Linked DNA regions of Homo sapiens: regions 1, 2, 4, 5 and 6 are each linked to region 3. A link is a loop called in an ENCODE intact Hi-C map of the cell type or tissue named here. Cell type or tissue: endothelial cell of umbilical vein. All regions are shown on one strand. Links, peaks and the distances in the headings refer to the core of each region. The heading gives the core; the rest is flanking DNA.

What was found. Peaks named below come from ENCODE experiments on the same cell type or tissue, not always from the same donor. Only the 100,000 strongest peaks of a DNase experiment are listed, where the experiment ranks them.
Region 1: a loop joins it to region 3, with 7 times the contacts of the local background. A loop is called at or near these places in 41 of 110 quality-filtered maps.
Region 2: a loop joins it to region 3, with 5 times the contacts of the local background. A loop is called at or near these places in 16 of 110 quality-filtered maps.
Region 4: it touches region 3 in a loop (2.8-fold over the local background); 21 of 110 quality-filtered maps call a loop at or near these places.
Region 5: a loop joins it to region 3, with 8 times the contacts of the local background. A loop is called at or near these places in 14 of 110 quality-filtered maps.
Region 6: it touches region 3 in a loop (10-fold over the local background); 14 of 110 quality-filtered maps call a loop at or near these places.

What each region holds. Positions count from the first base shown.
Region 1 is chr6:134,517,456-134,522,763 of GRCh38, forward strand. No RefSeq gene overlaps it. Among named protein-coding and RNA genes, the nearest start is that of LINC03002, 20 kb to the right of the region's middle. In endothelial cell of umbilical vein, for the core only: no CTCF peak of the experiment used is centred there; a DNase peak (open chromatin) is centred at 2,226; H3K27ac peaks cover 2,542 bases.
Region 2 is chr6:134,712,304-134,717,611 of GRCh38, forward strand. The region is part of intron 3 of LOC101928277 (a long non-coding RNA gene); the gene reads right to left. Among named protein-coding and RNA genes, the nearest start is that of LINC03002, 170 kb to the left of the region's middle. In endothelial cell of umbilical vein, for the core only: no CTCF peak of the experiment used is centred there; no DNase peak of the experiment used is centred there.
Region 3 is chr6:134,175,796-134,181,103 of GRCh38, forward strand. All of the region lies in intron 3 of SGK1 (serum/glucocorticoid regulated kinase 1), which reads right to left. Among named protein-coding and RNA genes, the nearest start is that of SLC2A12, 130 kb to the left of the region's middle. RefSeq lists a silencer at 1-30. In endothelial cell of umbilical vein, for the core only: a CTCF peak has its summit at 2,831; DNase peaks (open chromatin) are centred at 686 and 2,726; H3K4me3 peaks cover 1,229 bases; H3K27ac peaks cover 3,535 bases.
Region 4 is chr6:134,370,541-134,375,848 of GRCh38, forward strand. No RefSeq gene overlaps it. Among named protein-coding and RNA genes, the nearest start is that of SGK1, 55 kb to the left of the region's middle. In endothelial cell of umbilical vein, for the core only: no CTCF peak of the experiment used is centred there; a DNase peak (open chromatin) is centred at 3,081.
Region 5 is chr6:134,293,361-134,298,668 of GRCh38, forward strand. All of the region lies in intron 1 of SGK1 (serum/glucocorticoid regulated kinase 1), which reads right to left. It also overlaps the pseudogene KRT8P42. Among named protein-coding and RNA genes, the nearest start is that of SGK1, 22 kb to the right of the region's middle. RefSeq lists enhancers at 2,548-2,647, 2,708-2,807, 3,285-3,786. In endothelial cell of umbilical vein, for the core only: no CTCF peak of the experiment used is centred there; a DNase peak (open chromatin) is centred at 2,791; H3K27ac peaks cover 2,586 bases.
Region 6 is chr6:134,285,369-134,290,676 of GRCh38, forward strand. The region is part of intron 1 of SGK1 (serum/glucocorticoid regulated kinase 1); the gene reads right to left. Among named protein-coding and RNA genes, the nearest start is that of SGK1, 30 kb to the right of the region's middle. In endothelial cell of umbilical vein, for the core only: no CTCF peak of the experiment used is centred there; DNase peaks (open chromatin) are centred at 2,833 and 3,323; H3K27ac peaks cover 2,966 bases.

The sequences.
Region 1 (5,308 bases), core at 243-5,242, 340 kb after region 3:
CTGGGGAGCTGCCAGAGGGCTTTCAGAACTCAGCATGAGTGCAGTGAGTGCGGCAGCCAGCTCCCAAAGGGGATGGCCTCAGCATAGTTTCCAGCTCTCGGCTCTCTTAACAGGAAGGCGTTGCGGTGTCGCAGACACAATCTGAAGTGGGGGTTCAAACAGACACAACTTCACATACTGGTTTTGCAACTTGCTGGCAAATGAGTGAATTTTACTCAATCCCAATTTTTCTCATCTGTAAAACAGCCATAAAATCGACCCCCACTGCCTCTTCCTCACCCCTCCCACAGACAAAGGATTTTTTTTCTCTTTTTTTCTATTCAGTCTTCACTGAACTAACATTTGCACGCCAAGCACCATTAAGTATTTTGCAAAGATTGTCTCATCTAATTCTTGTCAGTAAAGAAGTTTCATTTATGATCCTCATTTTATAGTGAAGAAACTAGGAATCAGTTGACTTAAAAATGACCTGCCTAAAGTCACACAGGTAAGAGGTGGAACCAATTTCCCACTGAAGAAGTGTGCCTGGGAGCCTGAGCTCGTAACCACCGCTTGTGACGATGACAATGCCTGGCAGTCGTCATCCTGTCTGGCCCATGGATGAAATTTAATAGAAGTTAATTCTGCATTTCCTCTTTTCTTAAAGAGCTATGAATTGGAGCTGAGGCCTGGCAGTCAGAAAACCAGGATTCTAGTGGGCTGGTAAATCACTTCTATTTCCTTGCAGCATAATGAAAGCATGGGATCAGATCACTCTCCTTAAGCGTTTCTTCTGGGCTGAATGAATTTGTACTCTCTACAGGTCTGAATGCTTGCTCTAAACAGAAAATAAGTTAGTTGTTCCCTAAAATTTTATGAAAAATTTATATTCGTTTCCATCATCTGAGTTTGTTTTGATATTTAAAACATAGATATTATGTCCTACCTAAACCTCTCTCCATGCACTCACTCACACTCACCTCATCCCATCTCGCAGTCTTGTGTGTTCCTTTACTCCAGGCACACCTAATTCATGGCTGCACATTCCCAAGGGCACCCTAGAAGGGGCACTCTCTTGGTTTGAAAAGCAGAGGTGTCAGTAGGTTTCATCAGGTCTCTGTACCTACACAATTCTATTACTCTGTTAACCTATGTGATGTGGAGGTTTATGACATAGAAGTTCTCCCCAGACTCGACCATGAACTTCCCAAACTCATCCAGAACTGAACCACCTTAAAACACGCTCTTTTGATATCTTGCCAACTTGGCAGATAAGACCGGATTTTCTACAAATTAAAAAGTGGTGATGGTGATGTGTTTGTTGGTGATGATGCTGATAAAATATGACCACTTCTTTATACGAGATGATTTCTTATAAAGGCAAATGAAAATTTTGTATCACAGTTGGAAACCACTGGACCATCAAGTACACTTGAAGGGCAAGAAAGATAAATTTACAGACAAAACTAAGGATTGTTTTTATATTATGTATTTCTCTGTCATCTGCCCACACCTGAAACCCAATTAACATTCAAGGGAGAATGAGTTTTGTTCAAGCCATTTAGAAGAGTAAAAGGAAAAGTAAATTTTAATAAGCCAGTATTTTTCTCTTGACACAAAGATTAGCAGAATTTGGGAATAATGTTTAAAATAAGTGTTATAGGCTGGGTGCGGTGGCTCATGCCTGTAATCCCAGCACTTTGGGAGGTCAAGGTGGGCGGATCACCTCAGGTCAGGAGTTCGAGACAAGCCTGGCCAACATGGTGAAACCCTGTCTCTAATAAAAACATAGAAAATTAGCCGGGCATTGTGGTGGGCACCTGTGATCTCAGTTACTCAGGAGGCTGAGGCAGGAGAATTACTTGAACCTGGGAGGTGGAGGTTGCAGTGAGCCAAGATCACGCCATTGCACTCCAACCTGGGCAACAAGAGTGAAACTCCATCTCAAAATAATAATAATAAGAAGTTGTTATAATATATGGAATGTATATTGCAGCATTATATTTTAAAAACAAACCATTACAAAAACACTGTTAATTTTGGAAGGCACATTAGCCAGTAGGGTTGAAAGATTTAATGTTCCAGTAATAGGAGTTTGGAATTCCAAAACACAGAGAAATTGTCACTTTTATTGTTTTGCTTAGTCTGGTTTTATTTCAGGAAGTTAGGAGACACTGGGCCCGACAGCGCAGATGACAAGCCGTGATGCAAATGCTTCCTATCTATGAGACAGGAAATGCTCTCAGACCCTGCACGTAACTCCCTGCAAAGTTTGCTCTTTGTTTTTGGTACATCCATTTGCTTCTTTGTGCTTAATTCTATGTATTGTGTACAGATGAGACAAAGAGAAAGCTGCAGTTATAGGACAGTATATGCCTTCTAAAGAAATTGCTCTTACATTATCAAGGAACAAATGAAGAGGTTTACTGATTTATGAGGAGACATTTGGTATAAACTGAAGGACTTGCTACAGTAGCCATATAAAGGACCTCATAATGAAATTTTTCAGGTCACACACACACATACGCACGCATGTACGTATATGCACATATACAATTGTTTTTCAAGTGGTTTCAGATTTTTCAAATGCAGTCACTAAAGATCAATTCTAGCAATGAATACATTTTGAATTTGTACCCTCTGAGCTCTTACCATTTTGGTCATGCAGACCTTGAGAATTAAGAACCCAGAATATTTTTCTTCATAATTTTGACACTGATTCATCCTATTTTTTTTTTTTTTTTCAGGGAGGAAGGGGGTCACAGGGTCTCGCTCTGTCACCCAGGCTAGTGTGCAGTGATGTGCGATCATAGCTTGCTGTAACCTCAAACTCCTGGGCTCAAGTGACCCTCCCGCCTCAGCCTCTTGAGTAGCTGGGACCACAGGAACGGGCCACCACACCTGGCTAATTTTTTAAAATTTTTTGTAGAGACGGGGTCTCACTATGTTCCCCAGATTTGTCTTGAATTCCTGGTCTTAAGCAGTCCCCCTGCCTCGGCCTCCCAAAGTGCTAGGATTACAGCCAGGAACCACTGCACTGAACCATGATTCATCCTGTCTTTGAATCTGCCCACCTGGAAGTGTTGTGTAAATTTTTCCGTAAAGACTGGACTTGGCTTCATTCAGTTCGACTATCAGATTCTTCACAGTGCCTCAGAGGTATGCTCTTACTGCTGCAAAAAAAAGCTGGGGGAGGAAAGTATTTTAAAATTATTGAATGATCCTTGCTTAAACTTGCAAATTTACAGTGGCCAGGAGCCACTGTACCACAAAATCATGGTAAAAAATTTTCCTCCTACTAGTACTTTTAATGAATTTATTACAATATTATTTCAAGCCCAACTAGAGAACTGGAATAGAATGATACATTTCATCCTGTTTGCTATACAGCCGGTTTTTATTACAAAAATCTTGTTTTTACTTTAGTTTCATTTTTAAGGCAAATATTTGGCCCCTGGTTGAGGGAGTAGCGTGTCAGCCCTCAGCATTTGAAAAGGGAATTGCATGTTGGTGGGGCCGTGCTCCCTCCCAAGCCTGTGGGAGAGGAGCCTTGCTTGTCTCATCCACTTCTAGTAGCCCTGGGCATTCCTTGATTTCCAGCACAAAACTTCAGTCTCTGCCTCTTGTTTACATGGCCATCTTCTCTGCGTGTCTGTGTCTTCAGACAGTGTCCTCTCTGTGTGTTATTTTCTCTTCTAAGGGCAGCTGTCTTTTGGGATTAAGGATACACCTTATTCCTTGCGATCCCAACAATTACATTTGCAACAACCCTATTCCAAATAATGTCACATGCTGATGTATTGTGGATCAGAACATCAACATATCTTTTTGGGAGGCACAATTCAACTCATAAGACCTGCCAAGCACCACTCTAGGTGCCAGATTACAGAACAAATAAGACAGAGTTCATGCTCTGCAACTACAAGGAGGTTGACATGAAACAAACAAAAACCAAGAGTATCAGTTCATGATAAGTGCTATGTAGACGATTATAGGGCACCTTAAACTTAGATCGGGTGCTACAGAGACAATTATATAATAGGGCACCTACTCTGAAAAGATCACTCTAGGGTGACCTTTAAGCTGAGATCCCAAGAAAAGATGAAGGCAGTCATGCAGAAATAGGAAAAAGAAGATTCAAGGTTAAAGAAACTAAGGCCCCAGGAGGAAAACAACTGCCCCTATCCCATTGCTCACAGCAAAATCTGTCAGCAAGAAGGGCTTCCTTTTTTTCCATGAATTTATGTATGACCTCACATATGATCTGCTTAAGTTTGAGCTCCTGGTAGTTAACTTTCTGTAAAGTTATGGACAGATGGAACAGCAACCCAAGGAATAGAACTTTTCATGCTCTAAAAAAAAAAGTATTCATCTTTAGCTTGAAGGTGGCATATTGTTTTATGGACTGTGAGGCAATTTTTATAGTTTGGAAGCTATTTTCCAAATATAAACTGAAATATCATTGAAAGGAAGTGTAGAAAATAAATAGAGAAACTTAGTGACTAGCTAAGTCCTCCTCATATCGCCTTAAATGATATCAGATCTGGTTTGCAACTACTCATTCATGAAAGACATTAGTTTCATTTACAAGAAAATCATCCCCAAATTTGTCTTAAATCAGATAAATTTAAAGAAATAAATGGGGCCAGGTGTGGTGGCTCATGCCTGTAATCCCAATAATTTGGGAGGCTGAGGTGGGTGGATGACCTGAGGTCAGGAGTTTGAGACCACCCTTGCCAACATGGTGAAACCCCGCCTCTACTAAAAATACAAAAATTAGCTGGGTGTGGTGGCGGGGGCCTGTAATCCCAGCTACTCGGGAGTCTGAGGCAGGAGAATTGCTTGAAACCGGGAGGCAGAGGTCGCAGTGAGCAGAGATTGTGCCACTGCACTCCAGCCTGTGTGACAGAGTGAGACTCCATCTCAAAAAAAAAAAAAAAAAAAAGGAATACTGAAATAATTATAAGAATATAATTAATGTAATATGAATAAAAAATGAAGAGAAATAATGTAGAAATAGCCATTATTTATGTTTGTGACTATATTTCATAGAAGCCACATTTTCCCAAGAATGTTCTTACCTTTTAAAATTCTATACATCCTATAGTATAGGACATAGTGATCTAAAGCTGGTATCTAAGTGGTTTCATCTCAAGGAAAATTAAAACATTGCATGAAATGAAAAACAGCAGAGAAAATTTAAGGGCCAAGATCTTTTGTACCTTTTCTATGTCAAGTTTGGGTTTGCATTTTCAAAACTCTTAGAAAGATTAACAATAAAAATAGGGCACCTTTTTTTAATCTCTGTTGTTTGCAGATATAAGCATAT
Region 2 (5,308 bases), core at 241-5,240, 540 kb after region 3:
CATAAAGGAGAAGCTGAATGTTTAATCAGTCCAAGTAATATGAGACTACTGAAACTACTATTAATAATATTATCATACTTAACCTGTCCCAGGCACTGTGCTAAACTCATTACATTTTATAAGTGTGATCCTAATGAATTGTCATGATGACACTATCATAAAAGCACTGATGTAATCTGCATTTCACAGATGAAAAAACTGAAGCTCCAAGATGTTAGGTAACTTGCTCAAGATGATGAATTTAGTAAGAGGCAGAGTCAGATTTTAAACCTGTCATAACCCTGTACTTTTGACTTCTTTCTAAATTTCCTATATGGTTCACCTCAGAAATAAAAAATGTTGCTTTTTTCTCTTCAACACTAGACTCAGGTGGACAGAATGGGATTAATCATAATTAGATTTATCACTGATAATGTATAGCCTGATTTTATTGGTTTATCAGTAAGCTATCTCTAAAAATATATAATTACCCGCAAACGCACCACCAAAACCAAAGGCCAGAACCTTGACACCAAACGCCATCTAACTCCACAGTCTCCAGCATCCCAAACCCAAGCTCAACTCATCCGGGATAAATATTATCCTGAATCCTGTGTTCCTTACTTCCTTGATTCATTTTAAAATCGTATATGTTGCATCTATATGAACTCCTTACAAAGGACATATTTTTAGTTTTGTTATTTTTAACTTTGATTCATCTATGTTGTTTCATGTCTCTGTAGTTCATTATTTTTGATTGATGTACAATATTTCCCAGTCTTGTTGATGGGCATTTGAGCTATTTCCTAGGTTTTTTTTCTATAATAAACAGTGCTGCTATACATTTTAAATCCTTGTATCCTGTTATTGGTATGTAACTTTCCTTTGGGTATCTACTTAGTAGCAGTATTTCTGGGGTGTAGGAGACATAGGAGATGTTCAACTCCAGGAGAAAATGTCAAGCCAATACATGATCCTATCAACAGTATTGAGATCCTGTTGATTCTTATCGTTTCTAATACTTGATATCAGACACTACAATTTTTGCCTACTATCTAAGTATAAAATAGTATTTGTTGGCCAGGTGTGGTGGCTCATGCCTGTAATCCCAGCACTTTGGGAGGCCGAGGTGGGTGGATCACAAGGTCAGGAGTTCAAGACCAGCCTGGCCAATATGGTGAAACTGTCTCTCTACTAAAAATACAAAAATTAGCTGGGCGTGGTGGTGGGTGCCTATAGTCCCAGCTACTTGGGAGGCTGAGGCAGGAGAATCGCTTGAACCCAGGAGGTAGAGGTTGCAGTGAGCCGAGACCGCGCCACTGCACTCCAGCCTGGGAGACAGAGCAAGACTCCATCTCAAAAAAAAAAAAAAAAATACTATTTGTTGTAGTTTGGATTTGCTTTCCCTGACCACTAATGATGTTGTGTACCTCATCATTTATGTATCAGCTAAATATTTTTCTTCTTCTGTGGAAGACCCTAACCCTGTCCACAGAGGAGGTAAAATTAAAGGAAAAAAAAAAAAAAGAATAACCTAACCCAAGGGCCAAATCCTTGCCAGAGAAATTGCCCTTATTTTAGCCTTGATTTTTAGTAACTTAAGAGTTAATTCAAGATCTAATAGAAATGGGATAGTAACCTTATTTTATAACAACACCTAATATGTGCTTAAAGGCTGACTTACTGCCTTTAATTGTTTTTACTATCTTTTTGCAAAATATCATCCCCATATTACATAACCAGACACAGAGGACCCTTTTACGTAGTAAAATTATATTGCAAAGAATCCTCAGTTCTTAGTACCAAATTTCCCCAGAGCACATGAATTTCTAGGGGCCGCCAACAGTCCTGACTACCTGTTGCACAGATCAGAAGCATGCTGCCTGACTGCAAAGGCTAACATGTGAAGAAAGGCTTTTGCCTTTATAAGGATGTCATAAGCAGTCTTTCACGTAACAGGAAGTTGTAGTGCATACAAATGCTATTTTAAAGTCTGGGGATATTTAATCATACCTTAATCTTTATTATTTATATTTCCCGGTGCCAGTGTCCACAACTATTGTCCAAAGTGTGACAGAAAGAAATCCTGTAGCAGGAAGCCCAGAGCCTACTCATGGACACCTGTTGCAACTTGAATCGCAACCAGTACTTGCAAAACAATGCATATATGTGAACAACTAAGTGTAGCCACTGGCCCTGCCTTACTAATATAGAAGGAGATTACAACTCCACCTGCTGCCCCTGATATTTTAGGTGTCTCTGGAAGCAGAGGAAGAAATGGAAAAACGACATAGGTAGTAAGAAATGTTCGTGGCGGCAAATCCACATGGATCTGCAGCAACCTCAATTCTTGCTTCCTCAGAAGAAAGAATTCGACTAAGGGGCATAAGGCAGAGGGAGAGCCTGAAGCAAGTTTTAGAGGAGGAGTGAAAGTTTATTAAAAAGTTTTTAGCAGGAATGAAAGGAAGTAAAGTACCTGGAAGAGGGCCAAATGAGCAACTTGAGAGATTCAAGTGTGTGGTTTAGCCTTTGACTTGGGGTTTAATATGTTGGCAAGCTTCCAGAGGTTGCGTCTCTTCTCCAGTGAGCCTTCCTTGGAGTGGGCTGTCCGCATGCGTAGTGGCCTGCCAGCACTTGGGAGGGGCCGCATGCGCAGTATGTTTACTAGAGTTGTGCACATACTCACTTGAGGAATTCTTCCTTCACCAGCGGAATGTTCCCATAGGACGGTCATATGCCACTTAGGAAACTCTCCCATTTTGCCTCCTAGTGCGCATGCATGAGCCCACTTGGCCAACTCCTGAGATCTTGTCAGGAAGCTGCCAATCACCAACTTTAGATGTTTTGTTAATCTAGGGAGACTGCCTTTCCCCTGGCACTGGCTGCAACCAATTATTAGGTTGGTGCAAAAGTAATTGCCGTTACTTCCAGTGGCAAAAACAGCAATTACTTTTGCACCAACCTAATATTATTTTAGAGAGACAGTTTAACAAGCACCTGACCACCACATGATGATTGCCTGACATTCCTGGTGGCGGGGGAACCTCTGTGCCCTACTCATGTTTAACTATCTATCGTAACGGAAACAAGAGTACAACCATAGAGGAAAAAAATAAGGAAAGAGACTGCTAGAAAATAGCCAGAAAATTCTCATTTTCCCACCTAAAATAACAGATGCCTATAAAACTCTTCTTATTACAACAATACATAGCAGGGAGCATATGCAAGAGTGGGAAACGTAGGAGAAATTCCCCTCTGAAACCCCTTATACTGGAAAACTGGGCTTCAACGATTGAACTTGGAGAAACAGACATATCTCTGTAATTAATGTAATTCAGTTTTTTCCCAATGGTCTTTGTTGATAATATAGTCCAATCAGTGGTATTTTCCCCAACTGGCAAAAAGACTCAGGCCCTTTACGTATCACCTGGCTATTTTGGGAGTTTCTAGGAGTACATGATCAAATCTGGTTGGAAAATTGGTAAGTTACTGAATTGGGATGTACTTCTTTCTTCTATTCCTAATCAGAGCCCTGTCATCTGTGTACCGCAGGGTAACATTACCACCCTTACTGGGTACTTTATATTGTCAGGCCCTGCTGCTTTTTCTCCTGCATTCTGTCTGATTCAACACACACTGCTCTCACTTCCACTGGATCTTGAAGGACGAGTGTTAAACTTGGTTTGCATTAAAGTGAAAGAAAACATTTCTCTCTCTCTCTCTCAATGTCAAAAATCAATGTTTAGAACTCTTAGGAGGAACTATCAGTCAATGATTTTTAGACTTTGGAGCAGGAAATAACATATGAAACACACAACATGTTAACTTTTAAAAGCAAAAAAACAAGCTGCACAAATTCGACCTCATTAAAATTAAGGCGTTACAATTAAGAAATTTGTCAACAGACACCTTAAATAGAATGGACAAATTATAAACTGAAAGAAGCCATTTGAAAGATACACAACCAACTAGGATTTGTTCAAAAAAAAAATATATATATATATAAAAGTTCAATAAGTCAATAAAGAAACCAATAGAAAAATAGACAAAAAACATGAACAATCATTTCACAGAAGAAGAATCATATATGGGCAATAAACACATGAATTCACGTTCAATCTCAGTGATCAGGAATTATAAATTAATGCAACAATGAAGTACTATTGTGTACCCATTTGGTTGGCAACAATTGAAGAGTCTGATAATATCTCATGTTGGAAAAGATGTATATCCACAAGGCATTTCACAAAGTTGCTGGTAGGAGTAAAAATTGGTAAAACTATTTAGACTATTTTAGCATTAGCTCCTGAAGTTGAACACTCACATAACCCTTTGATCCAGCAATTTCATTGAGCATAAGCATATACTCAATTTCTCTTTAGTATAAGCATATACTCAAGAGAAAGTCTGCATGTGTTCACCAGGAGATATATATATATGAGTGTTCATGGTTCACAATCATGGAAACCTGTGTATTAGTCTGTTTTCATGCTGCTATAAAGAACTGCCCAAGACTGGGTAATTTCTAAATGAAAGAGGCTTAATTGACTCACAGTTCATCATGGCTCACGCCTGTAATCCCAGCACTTTGGGAGGCTGAGGCGGGTGGATCACCTGAGGTCAGGAGTTTGAGACCAGCCTGGCCAACATGGTGAAACCCCGTCTCTACTGAAAAATACAAAAATTAGCCTGGCGTGGTGGCATGCGCCTATAGTCCCAGCTACTCGGGAGGCTGAGGCATGAGAATCACTTGAACCCAGGAGGCAGAGGTTGCAGTGAGCCGAGATCACATCATTGCACTCCAGCCTGGGTGACAGAGCAAGACTATGTCTCAAAAAAAAAAAAAAAAAAAATCACATATTTTTCTTTTGTTTTTTTTTTTTTTTTGAGACAGAGTTTTACTTTTGTCACCCAGGCTGGAGTGCAGTGGCACGATCTCAGCTCACTGCAAGTTCCACTTTCCGGGTTCAAGCGATTCTCCTGCCTCAGCCTTTCAAGTAGCTGGGATTACAGGAGCCTGCCACCACACCCGGCTAATTTTTTGTATGTTTAGTAGAGACCGGGTTTCACCATGTTGAGCAGGCTGGTCTCGAACTCCTGAGCTCAGGTGATCCGCCCGACTCGGCCTCCCAAAGTGCTGAGATTACAGGCGTGAGCCACTGCGCGGGGCCCAATTCATATTTTTTAATAAACATATAAAGTTTCTAAAGTTTCTGAATTTTCTTAAATTTACATTGTCAAATGTAACAACCTTCCCTTTGGGGTTTCTTTTCTTACAAATCTTATTTCATAACAAGATCAAATAAATAAGAACCTATCTTTTCTGTCA
Region 3 (5,308 bases), core at 64-5,063:
CACGGTCGGGTCGCTTCCGAAAACGCCTTTTTTGTGCTTTTGGCCAAAACCAAGCAAGGCTGAAAAATCCCAGAACTTGGAAGAGGAGGAAGGAAGGAAAGAAAGAGGGAAAAGGGGGAGGGAGAGGTCAGGAATGTGGAGGGGAGGGGGCGGAAATAAAAGTCGTCTCTGCACTAAAGGAAGAAGTACAATCTGCATTTCACTTTTTTTTTTCTGAAGTAATCTCTGAGAACATTTTGTCCGTTCCGCATGTAATTTTTTTCCTTGCATTTTTAATCTCTGCCATGCCAAGAACACGTGAGGAGGTAACAAGCGAAGGGAGGGGTAGCTTTGCCCGGGGGCAGACCTGGCGTGAACCGGGCATCCTCGATTCCTCTGTGGGGCCTGCTCCTCTCCCGCTGTCCCACCTGAAAACCCTGCAGGTCATGATACATGGTCTTAAAATCGTCCCTACCCTCCCTGGGTTTAACTCAAGGCTGCCCCAGGGCTTCTTAGTTTTGCCACCTCGCTCGCTCTTTATGTGAGTCCCACATAAACTGTGACTTTATCCTGAAAGATTAGCCGGGTGACTCCGCTGCAGAAGGCAGGGAAGAGAGGGAAGCTCGAGGCGGCGGCCCGGGCTCTGCAGAACAGCGATGCCGGTGCCTTCCAGTAACCCCGCGGCTGGGGGATGTCTGGGAGCCGCAGCCTGACCGCCGGCGCGGGGACGTGAGCCAGTGCTGGCCGGGAAGCCGCGAGCACGGCGACTGGGCCCGGAGCGGGCAGTTACAAGTTACCACTATTCGCAGGGCCAGGTACCTGGCGCTCGCTGTTGCTGTCTGCGGTGGCTGCCCTGCCATGACCTCTTGCTACCAAAGGCTCTGCCATTTTAAAGTTGCCTACTGGATCTGGCACAGTCCCGAAATACCAGCTGTCAAACCAGGAATAGCATGTGAAACGCCTTTTCCTTGGTCTTGGGCAGGGGTTTGTTTTGCAGGCAAAACCACCCCCACTTGCCCTAAAGTGAGCTCTAGTCTCAACTCCTTGGTTTGCTTTGTTGCAACAGCCCCAAACCGAGAGAAGGGAAACACATTCTCTCTCCTGGAGTCTGGCTGGGAAAGTTTGCTCAGTGCCCACACTTATAAAAAGCATTTACTGGGGCCGGGCGCAGTGGCTCACGCCTGTAATCCCAGCACTTTGGGAGGCCAAGGCGGGCGGATCACGAGGTCAAGAGATCGAGACCATCCTGGCTAACATGGTGAAACCCCGTCTCTACTGAAAATAGAAAAATTAGCCAGGCGTGGTGGCGTGCGCCTGTAGTCCCAGTTACTCGGGAGGCTGAGGCAGGAGAATCGCTTGAACCCGGGAGGCGGAGGTTGCAGTGAGCCGAGATCACGCCACTGCACTCCAGCCTGGCAACAGAGCGAGACTCCGTCTCAAAACAAACAAACAAACAAAAACAAAACAAAAACAAAAACAAAAAAAACACTAGTACCTGAAATTGACATGCCAACCTAAAGCAATGTTTAGGCAATTTCAAATCACAGTAACTGGCCCATGTCTGCTTCCTCTTGCAGGGAATCTTCATAGAATGTGACTTTGTTATTGCCAGTGCCACCCGTATGTCATGTCCCACCATTCAACTAGCCTAGCCCAGCCTAGCTCTGCTCCCACCTGGTTCCTTTCCCTCTTGAGAGAGCAAATTTTGCTCAGGCTGCCCAGAAACATCAACCTGCACACAGACTTTTGCATGTTTGTTTTCAAACATTAAATTAAGAAACCTACAACCAGAGACCCTCTCCTACACCCCACCTTATGTGCCTTCCCCATGCCAAGTAACCCCAAATCCTTTGAGGCATCTGCAAAATATAGTACGGTAAGTACGAACCTTTCAAAGGGGGTTTTATAGCTTCTTCTTTCATTCTTCGGGTTGCCCAAGGATATGCAGGTTGGGGATTACTTCTGGAGGCTGGAGGTAGAGCCCAGTTATGGCTGGAATAAGCCTCCCTGCTACATGCCTCTGATAAGCTGGAACTCTGAGATGACATGAGAGCACGAGCCAGAGACGGCTATCCCTGTTCTGTTATGAACCCCACTTTATATCAAGGCAATTTAAGTACAGGAAGGGAGCAAGCTGCAAAGTTCAACACTGGGCCATTTATTCTCCCCATTGCGACATCACTCAGAAAATTACAGTCATCAGTGTCCTAGCTTTATTACACCCCCAGCACGCACACAAGAAATGTAACTTAACTGATTATCCTCACAAATCAGTCCGGAAAAAATTCAAAACACATGCACAGGATTTATTTTCTCAGAGGCTCTGTGGCATGCATTCCGGGAGGAACGTGGCATTCAGGTCGGAGGGTTCTACGCGGAATAGAGAATAGATGCAACCGTATGATTTGTGGTTGGAAAAGAAAGGGAACGTCTGATGTGCTCCTTCCTCCCCTACCCTAATGTTCAGCACTTGGAGACGGATGGTCGGCTAAACTTATCATTTAACCGAGAGAATCAAGTTGTTGAGACTGGCTTTTCTTCCAACCGGATACGTGATGGGTGGAGCAGGCGCCCCCTGTTCTGTCCCAGCAACCTACTAAGACTTCCGAACAGGAAGGTGACACACGGCGGAGGGGTGCTTGAGGGGAGGGGGAGACGGGGGAGCTGTGTGTGACGCGCGCCTGTTAACACTGCACAGGCATTAGGTTGCCCTGTAGCTGCTATTCAAACTCTTGATCTGTTCTTCCTTCCTGTCGCCAGCCTCTTTCTTTGGTCCAGATAGTCCTCCTACTGGGAGGAATCCGGCCCCTTTCCTCATACTCCCTGGTGGCGAAGTGGTCCGAGTAGCCTCCCGAACTGTTTGTAAATGCAACCTAGAGGGCGATCGAGTTCTCTGGGAGAACTTGCTCCATATACGCGTATACGCGGCTTCCCCCACTTGTCTCCTGAGGTTCTATTGGTCCAGGGAATTTCTCTACAACACCTTGTGCAGTCATAGAAAATATAGACGGCTTGATAGGAGATAGGCTAATTACCTCCCCACTCCTCCAAGCGAATTGTCTCACATTTATGTCTCGGTGCTGGGAAAACTGCAGTCAAAACCCTCAAGTAGGAATGACTGACCAGGATGAAAAGTTTGCACTGAAACTAAACGTTTCCCAGTGCATGTGCATTTTAATGCTTCAGAAAAAATTTTTTCACTCTTCTATTTTATTTTTTTATTTCTTTATTTGTCACTCTATAGTCTGATGGACTATAAATGCTAAAACCTGAGAGCTTCACAAAGATATGACTTTTTCCATTTAATTTTAAAAGGCTTATAAATTATTGATATTTCTCAACATATTAGAGAAAATATTTTGAAAAATATTTTTTATAAGGACTTAACCATATTCACTCTTAAGACACTTCTTAAATGTATCAGCTGTAATTGTCATGATTCCCCGGGTATGTTATCTTCCATTGATAACAAGGCAATATAATTGTTTCATATTGTTCAAAGTACCATCAATTTTAGAACAATCCTATGAAGAGTTTAAGTTCCCATACTTTTTGATTCATTGTTTGATGCTCACAGAAACCTTTCCCTGGAACACCCTCAAAAAAGCTCATAGAAATACCAGAAAACATAATTATTATAATTATAGAAAACATAATTATTACTCTAGAGAGAAACTGAATGGATCAGTTTTTGTTGAAGGTTGTCAGCAAAGGCATGTCTTTTTTTTTTTTTTTTTTTACAGAAAATGATGATGACAAATGAGTTTATTCATTATAGCTATTATAGACAAGTCACTGGCAATGGTGGTTATTTAAATGTCTATTTATAGACACAGGTTGTATAGTAATTATTACCTTCCATATTCATAATTGTCAAATTTGACATGCAAAAAGATGTGATACAGTAGATAACTAAGAGAACACTATCTCTAATCATAGTGTTAAAAGTTATTAAAACCCACAAAACTAATTATTTCATTTATCGCAGGGTTTATATTTTTTCCAAGACAGAGGTGATAATATTCTACACCCATTCCTTCTAAAAAGTGAGCCCATAGGAAAATTGACGGGAGGGTAGGAACAAGATTTGGTAGTAAATTTTTTATGTCATTCAGGGGATAAATTAAAGAGAAGCCAGTGGGAATACTTGACATGGGAGGAATGAGAAGCTTTTTTTGTTTGTTTGTTTTTGTTTTTGACATAGAGTTTCACTCTGTTGTCCAGGCTAGAGTACAGTGGTACAGTCACAGCTCACTGCAGCCTCAACCTCCTGGGTTCAAGTAATCCTCCCACCTCGGACTCCTGAGTAGCTGGGACCACAGGCACATGCCACCATGCCTGGTTAATGTTTTTATCTTTTGTAGACACATGGTCTCACTGTGTTGCCCAGGCTGGTCTCAAACTCCTGGGCTCAAATGATCCTCCTGCCTCAGCTTCCCAAAGTGCTGGGATTATAAGTATAAGCCACTGCGCCTCACCTGAGGAATGAGAATCTACATAGCAAGAAACAAACAGATCTTTCTCAGGCTGAAAACTTACCCATCTCCATCTTGGCAATGTTGTCAATGTCTGATTTAGTATAATCCAATCAATGATTAAAAAAACAAAACATCAGCTAGAATGCAATATGATAGGTAAGGAATTGTATGTATGTGACAACTTTATTTTTGGTTCTCAGGATTGACCTGGAAAATGGTGTCCACAGAACTTTACATAAGATTATGAAAAATGATACATTGGTCTGGACAGAAGAGTAAATTGGAAAAATTTGTAAGTCAATATTTAATACTATTGGTAAACTCAAGAGGACTGTGGTGGCCAGGTGCAGGGGCTCACACCTCTAATCCCAGCACTTTGGGAGGTTGAAGCAGGAGGATCACTTGAGCTCAGGAGTTTGAGACCAGCCTGGGCAACATAGTGAGACCCTGTCTCTACAAAAAATACAAAAATTATCCATACATGGTGGCACGCCTGTAGTCCCAGCTACATGGGAGGCTAAGGTGGGAGAATCGCTTGAGCCCAGGGTGTTGGAGGTTTCAGTGAGCCAAGATCTTGCCACTGCACTCTCGCCGGGGCAACAAAGTGAGATCCTATCTCAAAAAAAAAAAAAAAAGGACTCTGGCCTTATATTTTTGGCATGCCTTTACTGTTAGGCATTTGCATTTTAAAAGGCCACTTGTCAACTCAAAAAATTTAATTTGCAATGATAAAATGTCAAGCATTCAAACAAGAAACAGGTCTGAGAGCTTTGGGGTGAGAGGCCTCCCGCAATATCTGGCCTGGTCGGCCTCCTCTCCATTCTCTCCAAGGTAAAACTACGTGGGCATCT
Region 4 (5,308 bases), core at 91-5,090, 190 kb after region 3:
GTTGTGTGTGTGTGGATATATATATATATATATATATATAAACAATTAGATTATGGTTACTTATTCATTCTCAAGGAACAGGAAAGCCAGCAAAATAGACATTGATTGCCTCAATAGCATGTACTAGGTAACAACTTCATTTAAGGCACTGATCCCAGGTACTGTGGTCAATATAAAAATGTATAAGATCTGACCACTCTCCCAGATTAAGCTACAGATAAACATGACTAATTCGAAGTAGAAATGGGCAATGTGAAATACAAAGAAAGTGCTGCGAGATTTCTGAAGACAGTAAGATTATGTCTGATTTGGGGGATCAGGTAGTGTTCTGTGGGATGCCTTCTGCACCGGGCTCAGAAGGAGGGAGCTCTGGACATGTAGTGGTGGGTGGGTAGAGATGGGGCACTCCAGGTGGTGGGATAGTACCCCTGGGAAAGTGCTGAGCACTTTCTGGACCTTTTTTTAATTATTATTATTTTTTAACTGATTGACAAGATATGGAATCTGGATCGTTAAAAAGGCTATTTGGCTGTGATGTGGAGCTGTGAGAAGTAAGCTCTAGAGTGAGATCCTGAGAGTTCTTTAATTTCACCAGTTGTATTAGTTCCCTAGGGCTGTTTTAACAAAGTGGCTGAAAATAACAGAAACGTATTCTCTTATGGTGCTGGAAGGCTGAAAGCCTGGTATCAAGGCGTTGGGCAGGGCCATGCTTCCTCTGACGGCTCTAGAGAGGAATCCACCCTGGTCTCCTCCAACAGCTTCTGGTGGCTCCCGACAACCCTTGGCACTCCTTGGCTCATAGCTACATCACTTCAGTCTTCACCTTTGTCTTCACAGGGCCTTCCTCCCTGTACATCTGTGTACCTTGGTGTGTCCTTTCTTCTTTTTCTAAGGACGCCGGTGAAATCGGATGTAGGGCCCACCCTAATCCAAGATGACTTCATCTTAACTAATTACTTCTGCAAAAACCCGTTTTCCAAATAAGGTTACATTCTAAGGTTCCAGGTAGACATGATATTTGGGGGCACACTATTCAACTCACAACACCATTTTAGCAAGATCCCAAGAGTACCATAGTGTCAAGCACTAAGGAGTCTGAACTTTACCAGTTTAGATGCCTACGTTCAGAGAGACATTGAGCGAAGTCTTTTTAGGGCAGGGAATACCTTGACAGCCTTGGCCTTCCCTAGGTTGGACCTGCTGTGCCTGTGGTGAGCCTTTAACACCCGACTGCCATAAGCCACATTCTGAAAGGCCGTACACCCACATATACTGTCTGGGTGCCTGAAGCTCTGCCTTCCATCTCTGCCCACTGGGCTATGATTGTAGCATTCCATTTTGCTCTTACTGGGGGAAGTATTCTTGTCCCTCTCTCCTGCACCCAAATGCCCAGCTGCTGGCTGGGACTCATGAGTAGAAGGTCAGTGTAGGCTTCAAAGCTAGTATTTCCATTTTTCCCATTCTACTACATCTGCCTCCCATGGCTTACTTTTGTTTTGTTTTAGAGACAGGGTCTTGCTCTGTCACTCAGGCTGGAGTGCAGAGGCATGATCATGGCTCACTGCAGCCTCGAACTCCTGGGCTCAAGGGATCATCCCACTTCAGCCTCCTGAGTAGCTGGGACTACAGGTGTATGCCATGATGCCCAGCTCCCATGGCTTACTTTTGGAACAATGTGTTTGTCAAATTAAGTACACAGGCCTGCAAGAACTGGGAAGGAGAACTCTTATCTTACTTAGTACCTCTCGACATGTACTTTTTGCTTTAGAGACAACTAAGTAGCCATATCAGAACAAGTGTCAGTTGAAGGATACCTTTAAGATATTCATTTACAAATGCTTTTCTGAATGCTTTGTGTATGATAGTTCCGTATCTCATTATTAATTCTTTTAAGCTTTTAGTGCAGGCAAAACTAACATGTTTAACATCAGTCCTCTTATTTTTTACTATAAATAGTTGCAAGAATTAAATGAAATAATATATTTAGAAGTCTTAACACATTCCACACAGCAGTCACTAGCTATTATTACCCTTCTAACTGTACATGCTGGCAGTTATCTGGCTCAAGGAGTTTTTAGTGGGATATGATATATTTTGCCTCTCAATTTTGAGTTTTAATGCTTTTTACCATCAAAGGATTGACATATCTTCCTGGAAAAGATAAAAAAGATCTTTGAAGATTTGTTTTCTTCAAAGTTATGACAACCACAGCAACGTGCCTCAGTGTAGATACTCTGGTTGCTAAGGACCGCATAGATCAGGGTAAAAAGTGGGCTGATGGTACCTGTCATTTTCTTTTCTTTTCTTTTTGTCACTTGGAGGGAAGAAGCAGCTTGGTAGATGCTTGGGCTTGTGTCTGAGGCATCACAGCAGCATTGTGAAAAAGAATCAGTCAGCATGATGGTATCTATCTTTTTGGACTGACTTCTGGACGGATCTGCCATTCTACCGCTGTACTTTGCTCTTCAGGGAAACATGGAAGCACATTCCCATGCTAAAGAAACTTCTATGTGATCAGTTCACTATGCAGAGCACTGGGAGTTTCCCTCCTCAACAGAGATTGCAGCACACAGCCTCTGCCTTGCTCAACACCACAAGATTCTGTGTCAATAATCAAGGACAAAATAGCTCTAAAATTAAATCTTATTTCCAGCCTAGAGAATTTTTAATCTAGATTTACAGACATCATAAAAAGTAATGATTACTATGTCAAGAAAGGTAATTTTCATGAAGGAAATGACTTCTAATCCAAATGGTTTATTTGTAGGATTAATGTCATATGAACCTGTTTTATACAAAGTTGTAGGGAGACAAAAAAAAGGGAAGAAATTAATTTCGAGCCTAAATATACCAGTAAATAAATAAGTTGACAAAAATGAGCTAATTTTAACTTCAAATCACTCACCCAATTCGTCTTGTACAATAACCTCAGAAACACAAATACACCATGTCCGGCTGCATATGAAAGTGGCAAGAGCTTGTCATTTCCATTTTTAAAAGGAGAAGCAAATGTGTCTAGCTTACTCAATTTTTTCCTAACTTCAACTTTCATGTTTATATAACCATCAGGGAGACGTGCTGACTCACAGTCAGCCTCTGGGGCAGCACTTCCCTTTTCTTTAGTTCTTGAAGAAACAAGTATGGTGCTCCCAGGAGAGTGGACAAGCTAACCATGTGAGTTTTTTATACACACAAGTAATATAATCGTGTACATTTATGTTAATTGACAAAAGTCTGAACAAGATAATCCCTAAACAATAAGAATGATTTTATTTTATTTATTTAATTTTTTTGAGATGGAGTCTCACTCTGTTACCCAAGCTGGCTTGATCTTGACTCACTGCAACCTCCATCTCCCAGGTTCAAGTGATTCTCCTGCCTCTGCCTCCCGAGTAGCTGGGACTACAGGCTCACACGCCACCACACCCAGCTAATTAAGAATTATTTTAAGCAAGAATTGCTTTTTAAAATGCTAAACAAAATGATAAAGTCCACAAGTTTTTAGGTTTGTAGGTGAAGTCTTAGCTGACTTCCCACCTCCAGCAGGTTGGAAACTGTTCTTGATGCTCCCATAATACTTAGGATTTACACGATCATTGCGACACTACAGCACTTAATAGTAGCCAGGAGATAGAAGGTTCCGTGTATGGGGTACTGAGTTTGCACTGCACTTCTTCTCACTCCAGGCCACAGACCCCCGGACTCTACTTCCTTCCTTAGAGTCAGGAACTAAGAGGAAAATATTCAGCTTGGTTTTCTGGAGTGAGAAATACAGGGTTGAGACTACGTCAAGACAGTTATGTAAATAATGTAGGTGAAAAACTGAAGAAGAGATGAGGAGCCACCACAGCTTCCCAATCGATTTATTTGCTTCCAACTTTTCCAACATTGCTGCTCAGTGAGCTTTCAAAAATGCCAGTCCAATTAATTCACTTTTCTGCTTAAAACCCTTCAGTGCATCCGAGGGGACTTGAGATAAAGACCAAAGCCCTCACCTGCCCTGGAGGCCTTGAGTGACATGGTCCTCCCCTCACCTGCCTGGGGAAACCACTCTTGCTCCTGAGGGCTCCAGACTTCACCTGCAGTTGCTCTCTTAGTTCATCGAAACAGATGGGCTTCTTCCTGCCTCAGGGCCATTGCTCCTGCTGTCCTCCTGCCTGAATCATCGCAGCAGACTGCCAGCCCTTCTGCTGTCTTTGGCTGCACACTTCTTTTCTTTGGCCAGCCAAGAGATGACTGAAGTTTGAATTTGAATGCCTTAAGGCCAGTAGACTTCCTCCAGTGGGCCTTCAGTTCTAATATTTCTTGTTGTCTTACCCCTGCCAGATGCACACATTTGTGTTACCTGCCTGATCTCTTAAAGGAATTTGAGTTTGCAATCTCTGGACTAATTAATGTCTACTGATCAACCAATAAAGCACAAATGCCACCTCCTCACAAAAACTTTCACAGCCCCACAAAAAATCCTGTACTTTCCCTTCATAGCACTTGTCACAACAACAATTAAATAACTAATTGTGTTATTACATGTCTAAAGTCTATATTCCCGGCCAGCATGGACATTCCAAAAGGGCAGGGACTCTTGTCTTTTTCACCACTATGTTCTTAGTGTTTACATATAGAAGGCACTCAATGATTGAATGGATGAATGATAAAGCTAAAGTATTCCAAAGCTTAGTGACATAAATAATTCTCTAAAAGCTTTAAATGAGAATTATAGGCAAACATTTTTCTGAGATTATTTGAGCCTAGTCCTTCCAGGAGACACTGAGATCCCACAACCCTGAGGATGATATATCACGGGAAGCTCATGACAGTGATTTCGTACTACTGTGCTAGGTCTAAAGGGCAGAAGGAATGGGGAAGCCAAGAGGGCTCCAGGCTCCATGCAACTAATGAAACCATAGCAGCTCTACTTGCTAGACTTTTATCATTATTCACTTTCTTTCTTTCTTCCTTTTTTTTTTTTGAGACAGAGTTTCACTCTTGTTGCCCATGCTGGAGTGCAATGGTGCAATCTCGGCTCATCGCAAACTCTGTCTCCCGGGTTCAAGCGATTCTCCTGCCTCAGCCTCCTGAGTAGCTAGGATTACAGGCATGTGCCACCACGCCAAGCTAATTTTGTATTTTTAGTAGAGATGGGGTTTCTCCATGTTGGTCAGGCTGGTCTCAAACTCCTGACCTCAGGTGATCTGCCCACCTCAGCCTCCCAAAGTGCTGGAATTACAGGCATGAACCACCGCGCCCAGCCTGTCATTATTCACTTTCTATCTTTTATGTAAATATAGTGAATTTCTGCATAGGATTT
Region 5 (5,308 bases), core at 66-5,065, 120 kb after region 3:
TCAGTGTTTATTTATTTGCCAAACTACTATTAAAAAGAAAAACAAGCAAAAACACCTAGGCTGTATGATTGACATTCATACAGCCTTGATTAGATAGAAGTTTCACTTTACAAACAGGTTTTGACATTGTGTAGATAAAACTTTGATATCAAACCTTTAAACCTCAAGATTTGATAATATTTACTTTAATAAGAACTTCTATCTTCTACTTAAATGTCAAAAAGAACAGAAATCAGACCACTTACTAAAAGGAAGCAGACTTGGAATCCACATTGGTTATCTTTCGTGAGTTAGGAAAAAGTTAATAGTATAAGGCCAAACTCAAGGAAGCCTGAATATTAAGATGATTTATGGAGACACTGAAGACATAAATCAGATATAATTATCTGATTTACAAAAACTAGTCATTTCACCTCCTCAAATGGCCTCATAATTCCTTGATGACGCATGGCAGAAAAGTGCTCATGTCAAACTAAAATGCAGACAAATGGAAAGATAAATGGCCACATCCCAGTAACAATTTGACATCCCATTATTCCTCTTGAGGATTTCACCTGTGTACATCCAGAAGGTGCTAGGTGAATGAAAGGCATTCGGTTTTTAGGATTTTAGCAACACACATGAGAAAAGGTTCACTTTTGCGCCCACTGACAATCAGATGAAGATTCAGGTCATGTTGCAAGTTTTTCTGAACATGTGGCTGTGCAGATAGCTCAGGTCCTGAGCAAAAACAACAGCAAAGAACCCTTTGGCAGTGAAGCCTATCTTGGCCTCTGATCCCTTGGTCCTTCCTACTCACCTTCCTGTCTTTATTTTTCTTCAGCACGTTTCCCATCTAATATACTGTGCTGTATTTTTTTTCATTGTGATGAAATATACATCACATAAAATTTACCACTTTAGCCATTTTTAAGTGTGCAGTTTGGTCACATTAGTACAATGACGTTGTTGAGCAACCATCACCGCTATCCAGTCTCCAAAACTGTTTTCATCTTCCCAAACTGAAGCTCCATACCCATGAAATAGTAATTCCTCATCCCCCTTCTTCCCTAGTCCCTGGCAAGGACCATTCTACTTTCTGTCTATAAATGGGACTACTCTAAGTACCTCATGTAAATTGAATTATACAGCATTTGTCCTTTTGTGACCAAGTATTTTACTTATAAATTTGTGTTTATTTTATTTCATTTTTGAAATGGAGGCTCACTTTGTTACCCAGGCTGGAGTGCAATGGCATTATCTCGGCTCACTGCAACCCTCGCCTCCAGGGTTCAAGTGATTCTCCTGGCTCAGCCTCCTGAGTAGCTGGGATTACAGATGTGCACCACCCCCCCAACCAGCTAATTTTTGTATTTTTAGTAGAGACGGGGTTTCACCATGTTGACCAGGCTGGTCTCGAACTCCTGATCCTCCCCCCTTGGCCTCCCAAAGTGCTGGGAATACAGGCGTGAGCTACCACGCCCAGCCAGTGAATCTTTATTAATGTGTTAGATAACAAAGTCTAGAGGAAAGCTAATAATTACTGTAAATTTCTCAGTAATGATGAGCATAAACGATATGGTGCCTTGAACAACTGTCATATGACATGAAAATATCTATGATTTTTATTAGTGACAAAATTGCAGGTCCTGGTAAAACGATTGTGGTTTTTGGCTACATTTATAATTGGAGAGACTAGATTTCAGCTAGAGATGAGTGAAAATGAATATGTAATTTTTTTTTTCATCCAAGTTCTGAATTTCCTCCATTGACATTCTCCTGCCCCCCAAGGGATGTCTGGATGCTGGGTTAAGAGCCCTTGGCTGGGTAGCTGGATAGTGCAGTTGGGGAAGAGTAAGCTATTCTGCATGGTTGGAGAATGGAGTCCAATGGATGAGGAAGGAGAAGCAGGAGAAAGAAGAAGAGACGAGGGGGCAGAGAGCTGAGCCAGGGCCCCATCTCAGCTATATAAATATAAGGGTAAGGAATTAGGGCTCTGTTTTGAGAGTCACAATAAACCACTGACATATTTTAAGCACAGGGATATCAAGGTCCCACTTGTATTTTAGAAAGCCCTTCTAGGACCAGGTGTGGTGGCTCAAACCTGTAATCCCAGCACTTTGGGACGCCAAGGCAGGTGGATAACCTGAGGTCAGGAGTTCGAGACAAGCCTGGCCATCATGGCGAAACCTTGTCTCTACTAAAAATACAAAAATTAGCTGGGCATGGTGGTGCGTGCCTGTAATCCCAGCTACTGGGGGACTGAGGCAGGAGGATCGCTTGAACCTGGGACCCGGAGGTTGCAGTGAGCTGAGATCGTGCCACTGCACTCTAGCCTAGACAACAGAGTGAGACTCCATCTCAGAAAAAAAAAAAAAAAGCCCTATAGATGGCAACCTGGAGGATTCTATGGGGAATAGTTGCAGGAGGCCAGGAGCAGGACAGTAGCAAGAGGCCATTAAAAAGATGGTAGCAGTTCTCCAGGTAAGGTTCAAGGTGGCCTGAGCTTGGGAAATGGCAATGCAGACAGTCAGTAAGGACATGGGAGTGGGAACCCATGGCAATTTAGAAGGTAGAATTAAAAGTGGATTCTCTTTTACTCCTAGGATGAAGAATCTGAATGTAAGCATGAGAACAAAGAAGTTCACTTCAATTTTCTCAAGTTCCTGCTGTAACAGATGGTCAGCATAGAATGCTCAGCGAAAAACCACAGTAGTTGCCAGAGAAGTCATGTGATGTAATGGGAAGAGAATCTCAAATGTCATCAGTCGACGTGAGTCTTCTTATCTGTGTGACCATGGGGAAGTTACTTATGCTTCCTCATGACCAGTATCCTCACTGGCAAAGCAAGGCTAAGGACACCAGCATTCCTGAGTTGTGAGTCACAAGGGAGAGATGATCATTGGACATTTTGTAAATTTTTCATTTTGTTTATCATATTATTGTTTTTATAGGCGAGATATTGCTGTGTTGGCCGGGCTGGAGTGCAGTGGGGCAATTTTAGCTCACTGCAGCATCCAACTTCTGGTTCAAGCAATCCTCTCACTTCAGCCTTCCAAGTAGTTAGGACTACAGGCATATGCTGCTGTGCTCAGCTAACTTTTTCATTTTTTGTAGAGACAGGATCTCACTTTGGAAGGCAGCTATGCTCACCACTACACTGCCAACACCAGGATCTCACTTTGTTGCCCAAGCTGGTCTTGAACTCCCGGACTCAAGCAACCCTCTTGCCTCAGCCTCCTAAAGTGCTGAGATTACAGGCGTGAACCACACCATGCCTGGCCCATTTTGTCAATTAAGTGTTTTGGAAATGCTACTTGTTCATTATAATCAATCAGTAAAGGATAATTATTGTAGAAATTAGTATTTACTAAGAGTTGAAAAAGCATTCAGCTCTTTTTTTTTTGGCAGAGCTAGCTGAGGTTTTATTTTGGACCAAAAAAAAAAAAAAAAAAAAAACAGTTGAATTGTTTTGTAGCTGGAGGCATGGGCAAGGGGGGGTCCCCAAGCAGTAAACTTCCCCGCACGTGGGCTGAGGGCTAGGACTGAGCCTCAGGTGGGTCTCCTGTTCCCTGTCCTACCCTGCACAGGGGCCTCCCTCCTGGGCTCTGGGGCAGCCGCAAGAGGGGCAGGCTGGGAGGGGCTGCCATGGCTGTTCACTCGGGCAGGACATCAGAGGACTTGGACACCAGCTTCCCATTGCGGGTCTCGATCTTCTTCACAACCACAGCCCTGGTGGAGCTGATGTGGCTGAAGGAGCTAGAGTTCAGGCCGTAGCTGAGGCTGGGACTTGTGAGGCCCCCATAGGCTGAGCACAGACCACCTGCATAGCCGCTGGTGGTCTTCGTATGGATACTCACATTCTGTATCCCAGACTCCAGCCGGCATTTCTAGCCCTCCAGCAGCTTCCTGTAGGTTGCGATCTCAATGTCCAGGGCCAGCTTGACGTTCATCAGCTCCTGGTACACACGCAGCTATCGCGCCATGTCCTGCTAGGCCCGCTGCAGGGCGGCCTCCAGCTCAGACAGCTTGGCGTTGGCATCCTTAACAGCCAGCTCCCCATGCTGCTCGGCATCTGCGATGGCAGTCTCCAGGGAAGCCCTCTGGCCTTTGAGACCCTCAGTCTCAGCCTGGAGCCAGCTGATGTTCCGGTTCATCTTGGAGATCTCTGTCTTGTTTTTGAGACAGAGTCTCACTCTGTCGCCCAGGCTGGAGTGCAGTGGCACGATCTCGGCTCACTGCAAGCTCCGCCTCCCAGGTTCAAGGGATTCTCCTGCCTCAGTCTCCTGAGTAGCTGCAATTACAGGCGTGCACCACCACCCCAGGCTAATTTTTGTATTTTTAGTAGAGACAGGGTTTCACCCTGTTGGTCAGGCTGGTCTTGAACTTCTGACCTCGTGATCAGCCTGCCTCGGCCTCCCAAAGTGCTGGGATTACAGGCGTGAGCCACTGCGCCCGGCCTAGATCTCAGTCTTTGTATGCTGCAGGTCATCCCCGTGCTTCCCAGCCAGCATCTGCAGCTCCTCATATTTGATCTGGTACATGCTCTCAGCCTCACTCCGGCTGCGGTTGGTGATCTCCTCGTACTGCGCCTTGACCTCAGTGATGATGCCGTCCATGTCCGGGGAGCGGCTGTTGTCCATGGACAGCATCACAGACGTATCCGAGATCTGGGACTGCAGCTCCCGATCTCTTCATACAGCTGCCTCAGGAAGTTGATCTCGTCAGTCAGCCCTTCCAGGTGAGACTCCAGCTCTACCTTGTTCATGTAAGCTTCATCCACATCCTTCTTGATGAGGACAGATTCATTCTCCATCTCTGTAAGCTTATTGATCTCATCCTCACCAGCCCCTGCATGTTGCCAAGCTCTGCCTCCAGCTTCAGCTTCTCCTGGCCCCGAGTCTCCAGCTGCCGCCTAAGGTTGTTGAAGTAGCTCTCGAACATGTTGTCCATGTTGCTCCAAGCTGTCTTCTGCTGCTGCAGGAGGCTCCACTTGGTCTCTAGCATCTTGTTCTGCTGCTCCAGGAACCGTACCTTGCCTATGAAGGAGGCAAACTTGTTGCTGAGGGTCTTGATCTTCCCCTTCTTTTGGGTGCGCAGGCCTGGATGTTGGGATCCACCTCCAGATTAAGTGGGCTCAGCAGGCTCTGGTTGACTGTGACGGCAGTGATGCCTCCCATGCCGCTGGCCCCACCATAGCCTCCACCCAGGCTACCCTGGAAGCTGCTGCTGCCCACTCAGGAGGAGCTTGAGGAGCTGATGCAGGTACTGGGCCCACTCGTGTAGGAGCGGCTGCTGAAGGCCCGGGGGCCAGAGATGGACAACTTGT
Region 6 (5,308 bases), core at 205-5,204, 110 kb after region 3:
TCAGGAGGCTGAGGAAGGAAAATCACTTGAACCAGGGAGGCAGAGGTTGCAGCGAGCTGAGATCCTGCCACTGCACTCCAGCCTGGGCGACAGAGTGAGACTCTGCCTCAAAAAAAAAAAAAAAAAAAGGTGGTCCCTTTTCACCACATCCGCACCAGCATCAATTTTTTTTTTTTTTTACTTTTTCATAATGGCCATTCTTGCAGGAGTAAAGTGGTATCTAATTGTGGTTTTAATTTGCATTTCCCTGATAATTAGTGATGCTGAGCATTTTTTTCATATGTTTGCTGGCTGTTTGTATATCTCCTTTTGAGAATTGTCTATTCATGTCCTTTGTTGACTTTTTGATGGGGTTTTTTTTTCTTTCAGTTTTCGTTTCCTTGTAACACATCTATTCTGTAAGGATAAAGATGTCTGTAAAATAAGAGACCATTAACTTGTGCTAAAGGTCAGTATTTTTTTTAAGGGATAAAAAGATAAAATTTGCTGGGAAACAAATGTTAGGAACAACTGACTGGTATTGGCTGAGAGGACGGAGTTGCTGAAGAGTTTGCCTTCCAAGGTGGACTGTCCCACTTCACCAGTAATTTTCTTGTGAAAAGTGTTGACTAAAACCAAACCAAACAAAAATAAGTTTTTAAAGAATTAAAGTGAGTTTTCTTTAGAAGTCTTATTGCAGGCTGTAGACTGATGACTACAGTCTGGAAGTAGTTTGTAGAGAGGTTTCGTTAGTAACCTGTTTTGGCTAATATTTTAATCTATTTATATACAGGTGGTGGAGGTTTAGTATGTATAAAATTGTATTAGATTTGTTTAGAAGTTATATTAAAGTAGAATTATATTAAGGTTTGAACGTAAGAGTATATTTGGGCTGCGCCTCGTGGCTCATGCCTGTAATCCCAACACTTTAGGAGGCCTGTCTCTACAAAAAATAAAATAATTAGCTGGGCATGGTGGTGCACACCTGTAGTCCCAACTGCTTGGGAGGCTGAGGTAGGAGGACCTCCTGAGCCTGGGAGATTAAGGCTGCAGTAAGCCGTGATTGCCACTGCACTCCAGCGTGGGTGACAGAGCACAGAGCAAGACCTTGTCTAAAAACAAAATACAATATTTTTTTTTTTTTTTTTTTTTGAGACGGAGTCTCGCTGAGTGCAGTGGCGCGATCTCGGCTCACTGCAAGCTCCGCCTCCCGGGTTCAAGCCATTCTCCTGCCTCAGCCTCCAGATTAGCTGGGACTACAGGCTGGGACACGATGCCCGGCTAATTTTTTTGTATTTTTTAGTAGAGACGGGGCTTCCCCGTGTTAGCCAGGATGGTCTCAATCTCCTGACCTTGTGATCCGCCCGCCTCAGCCTCCCAAAGTGCTGAGATTACAGGCGTGAGCCACTGTGCCTGGCCTAAAAACACAAATTTTTAAAAAAGAGTATATTTAGTTATCTGGTTATAGGTTATAGAAGTATAATTATTAATTTTGTTAGACATTATTTTGTGTGTAGAAAAAGACAAGGACTAGGGCTTTTTATTTTTTAAGGAATATAGTGATTTAGGTAAAGAGAGGTTGGGGGCATTTGGGAGTTGTATGTCTTATTTTGTTTTGTCTCTACAGTATTTTCTTGGAGAAGTCTTTTTTTGTTTTGTTTTTTGAGACGGAGTGTCACAGTGGTACCATCTTGGCTCACTGCTACCCCCACCTTCTGGGTTCAAGCAATTTTCTAGCCTCAGCCTCCCAAGTAGCTGGGACTTCAGGCACATGTCACCATGCCCAGCTAATTTTTGTGTTTTTGGTAGAGATGGGGTTTCACCATGTTGGCCAGACTGGTCTCAAATTTGTGACCTCAAATGATCCACCTGCCTCGGGCTCCCAGATAGCTGGGATTACAGGCATGAGCCACCACTCCCAGCCTTGGAGAATTATATGTTATAGAGTCAGGAGTTTTGTAAAATTATGTTGGCAAGTAGAAATGAATAAATATAATTTTTTTATGTTTGTTATTTTGTCCTATAAATTTTTTTGTTATAAATTAATTGTCTGGTTGTATTTATAAGATTAATGATTGTTTATATAGATAAGAAGGCTTTTTTTTTTTTTTTAAGGAAGATTGGTAATTTTGAGTTGTAGGAGTAAGGAATGAGTATTGGGCCTAGTGTGTATATTTGTCTATTTATTGGAAAATACGTTTTGGATTGTATTTATTTTTTATTTACTGTGATTTGGTTTTTTATATTTAATATAATATTTTAATAAGACTACTATAAGGATAGTATAGGTTGTGTATAATAGTATATATTTAATAGTATTAAAGTGAGTTGTAGATTGGAAAATGTGATAATGACTTAATAAAGTTAGAATATCAATTTGTACATTTTAAGATGAATTGTGTGTTTTTGTATTTACATGTATTAGAGTTTTTTTATGGAAAGTAATTTTGTACTATGCAAGAGACATAGGGGACCCTGTGCTCTATTTTGTTTTGTTGTTAAAGTATCTTTTGGAGAGCTGTATGTTGTCACAGAGTCAGGAGCTTTGTGAAGTTACTTTGTTGGCAAGCAGAAATGAGTAAACATAGCTTTTCATGTTTGTTATTTTGTCTTACACAAAGATGCCATCTCCTTACCTAACCTAAGATGTGACTCTAATAGATAAAATGATAAGGAACATAAACTAAGACAAGAGATCTCTTGGGATGTCTTCAGATCATGAGGGCTAAACATGACTCAGACCGGAAGGTTAGTGTTTACCAAGACCCTTCTTACAGCTGGGGAAAATGAAGGCAAATTAAGTTTAGCCTAAGCTAAAACAGGAGCAACTTGGTTATGGTAAAAAGAGATATTGCCCTATGGGAAGGGCTACTACAAGAATTCTTTCCATACTTAAACTTCAGTAGCAATCTGACAAGTTTTTAAGTGGAGTCTGAATGTAAAACATTCAGAGAGAACCCTTGGTCAGTAGCAGGATAGAGGTTGCAATAAACACAGAGAACTAGTGGCATTTCAAGGAACAGTGAGGAGACAGGTCTGGTTGAAGCAGAAGCTCTTTTGTGAGATCAGTAGAAAATACGCCTGGAGAAAAAGCCTGTTTAAAACTAAACATCTTTTCCAAGGGTAAAACATAAAATCCTTGAAATTAGGCTTTCTAATGGGCAAAGAGATGTCTTCAACCATTTTATGATGAGAAATACATTGGTTCATCCTCAGAGGTCTCTGAACAAAAAGGGGAACACATGTGAAGGTAGTCATGAGGGAGCCTCTGTGAATCATAAGGAGAACTGATTGCAAAACCAGAAGCCAGCAGAAACAAAACAATTCATAAAATTACAGAGGCGGTATTCGGAAGTTCTAAATACTTTTTTTTCCATCTCAGAAATGCTTGGTATCCTAATAATATTTTCTTTGTGATACGTTTTCTATACTCTTAGTAATTTTCCCTGGTCTTGATCTCATCATTAAAGAGGATGAAACCAACACCAGGAAATGTCCATAAGCAGGAAACCACATTTTTATTCCATCACTCATAAAGCATCATTCATAATAATCAGTGTCAGTTTAGCTATAGCAACAGATGCTAACATACACATAGTAAGAGCCTACAAAGGCTCTTTTAAATGTCAGTTTAATTTAAACCTTAACCTCAGATTTTTTCCACAGATACAGTGAGAAACCACAAAGATCCTCCTGTCCTAATGCTCCCTCCATACTCTGCAATAAAAGTTCTTGTTTTGGAAATAGAGAAACCTGTCTGAATCAGCAGTCTTGGCTTGCTGTGTCCTCCATGACCACACCACATGTTCCATACCTTTAGCCTTCATAGGGGCTGGAAAAAACTCTGTCTCCCTTGTCTACCCATTTTCACTGTGGAGTTCGGCTGCACATTTCAGGTGGAAAGGAGGTAGTGTACTAAAATTGCAAAGTATTTCTTTTAATTGGCAATGAATTTAAACAATATTCATTGATTCTTCCACTATGAACAAGCTAGTGTTCCCTGGGGGATAAACAGATGAATAATTGGATAAGCCTTTACTACTCAGGAAGTGTATAGTCTAGAGGAGTGCAGTCCAATAGGAATAGAATATAAACCACAGACACAATGTAAATGTTCTAATGGACACATTAAGTGAAGTAAAAAGAAACATGAAATTAATTTCAAACATATACTTTATTTAACTCAATGTACCCCCAACATTATCATTCTAAATTGTACTTAATATAAAATTATTAATGAAATATTTTATATTCTCTTTTTTTTTCCATACTGTGTTTAAAATCTGGTATGTATTTTACATCTAAAGTACATCTCGATTCAGACTAGCCACAATTCAGGTGCTCAATAGTCACATGTAGCTGGTGGCTACCACATCAGACCCTATAGGTCTCATATGTAGCAGAGAAAAAGACATACAGAGGCTGAGGCGAGCGGATCACTTGAGCACAGGAGTTCAAGACCAGCCTGGGCGACACAGTGAGACCTCTGTCTCTACAAAAAATAAAAAAGTAGCTATGTGGCCTGGTGCAGTGGTTCATGCTTGTAATCCCAGCACTTTGGGAGGCTGAGGCGGGTGGATCACATGAGATCAAGAGTTCAAGACCAGCCTTACCAACATGGTGAAACCCCATCTCTACTAAAAAAATACAAAAATTAGCTGGGCGTGGTGGCAGGCACTTGTAATCCCACTACTCAGGAGGCTGAGGCAGGAGGATTGTTTGAACCCGTGAGGGGGAGGTTACAGTGAGCCGAGACCACGCCATTGCACTCCAGCCTGGGCAACAAGAGCAAAGCTCCTTCTCAAAAAAAAAAAAAAAAAAAAAAAATTAGCTATGCATGTTGGCATACATCTGTAGTCCTAGCTACTCAGGAGGCTGAGGTGGGAGGATTGTTTGAGCGCAGGAGTTCGAGGCTGCACTGAGCTATGATCTTGCCACTACACTCCAGCCTGAGTGACACAGCAAGACCCTGCCTCTAAAAAAAAAAGAAAAGAAAAGAAAAGAAAAGAAAAAGACTTGTTGGAGCCTACTCCCACTCTGTGGAGTGTACTTTTGTTTCAATAAATCTGTGATTTTCTGTCAAAAAAAAAAAACAAAGACAAATGACAGCAATACAAGCTCCATTTGGTTTGGGATGAGGAGGACATTTTCCATGGAAGAGATGGCACTTGAAATTAATGTTCCAAATAATGGTTGTGAGTTGAGCAAGCAGAGACAGAAAAAATGAAGAGTGTAGTTCACAGTGAAGGACCCGTAGAAGCAATAACTTAGGGGAGGAAAATGGCAGGGCGCTGCAGCTCTGTTCAATACATGGAGCTTCTCATTGTGC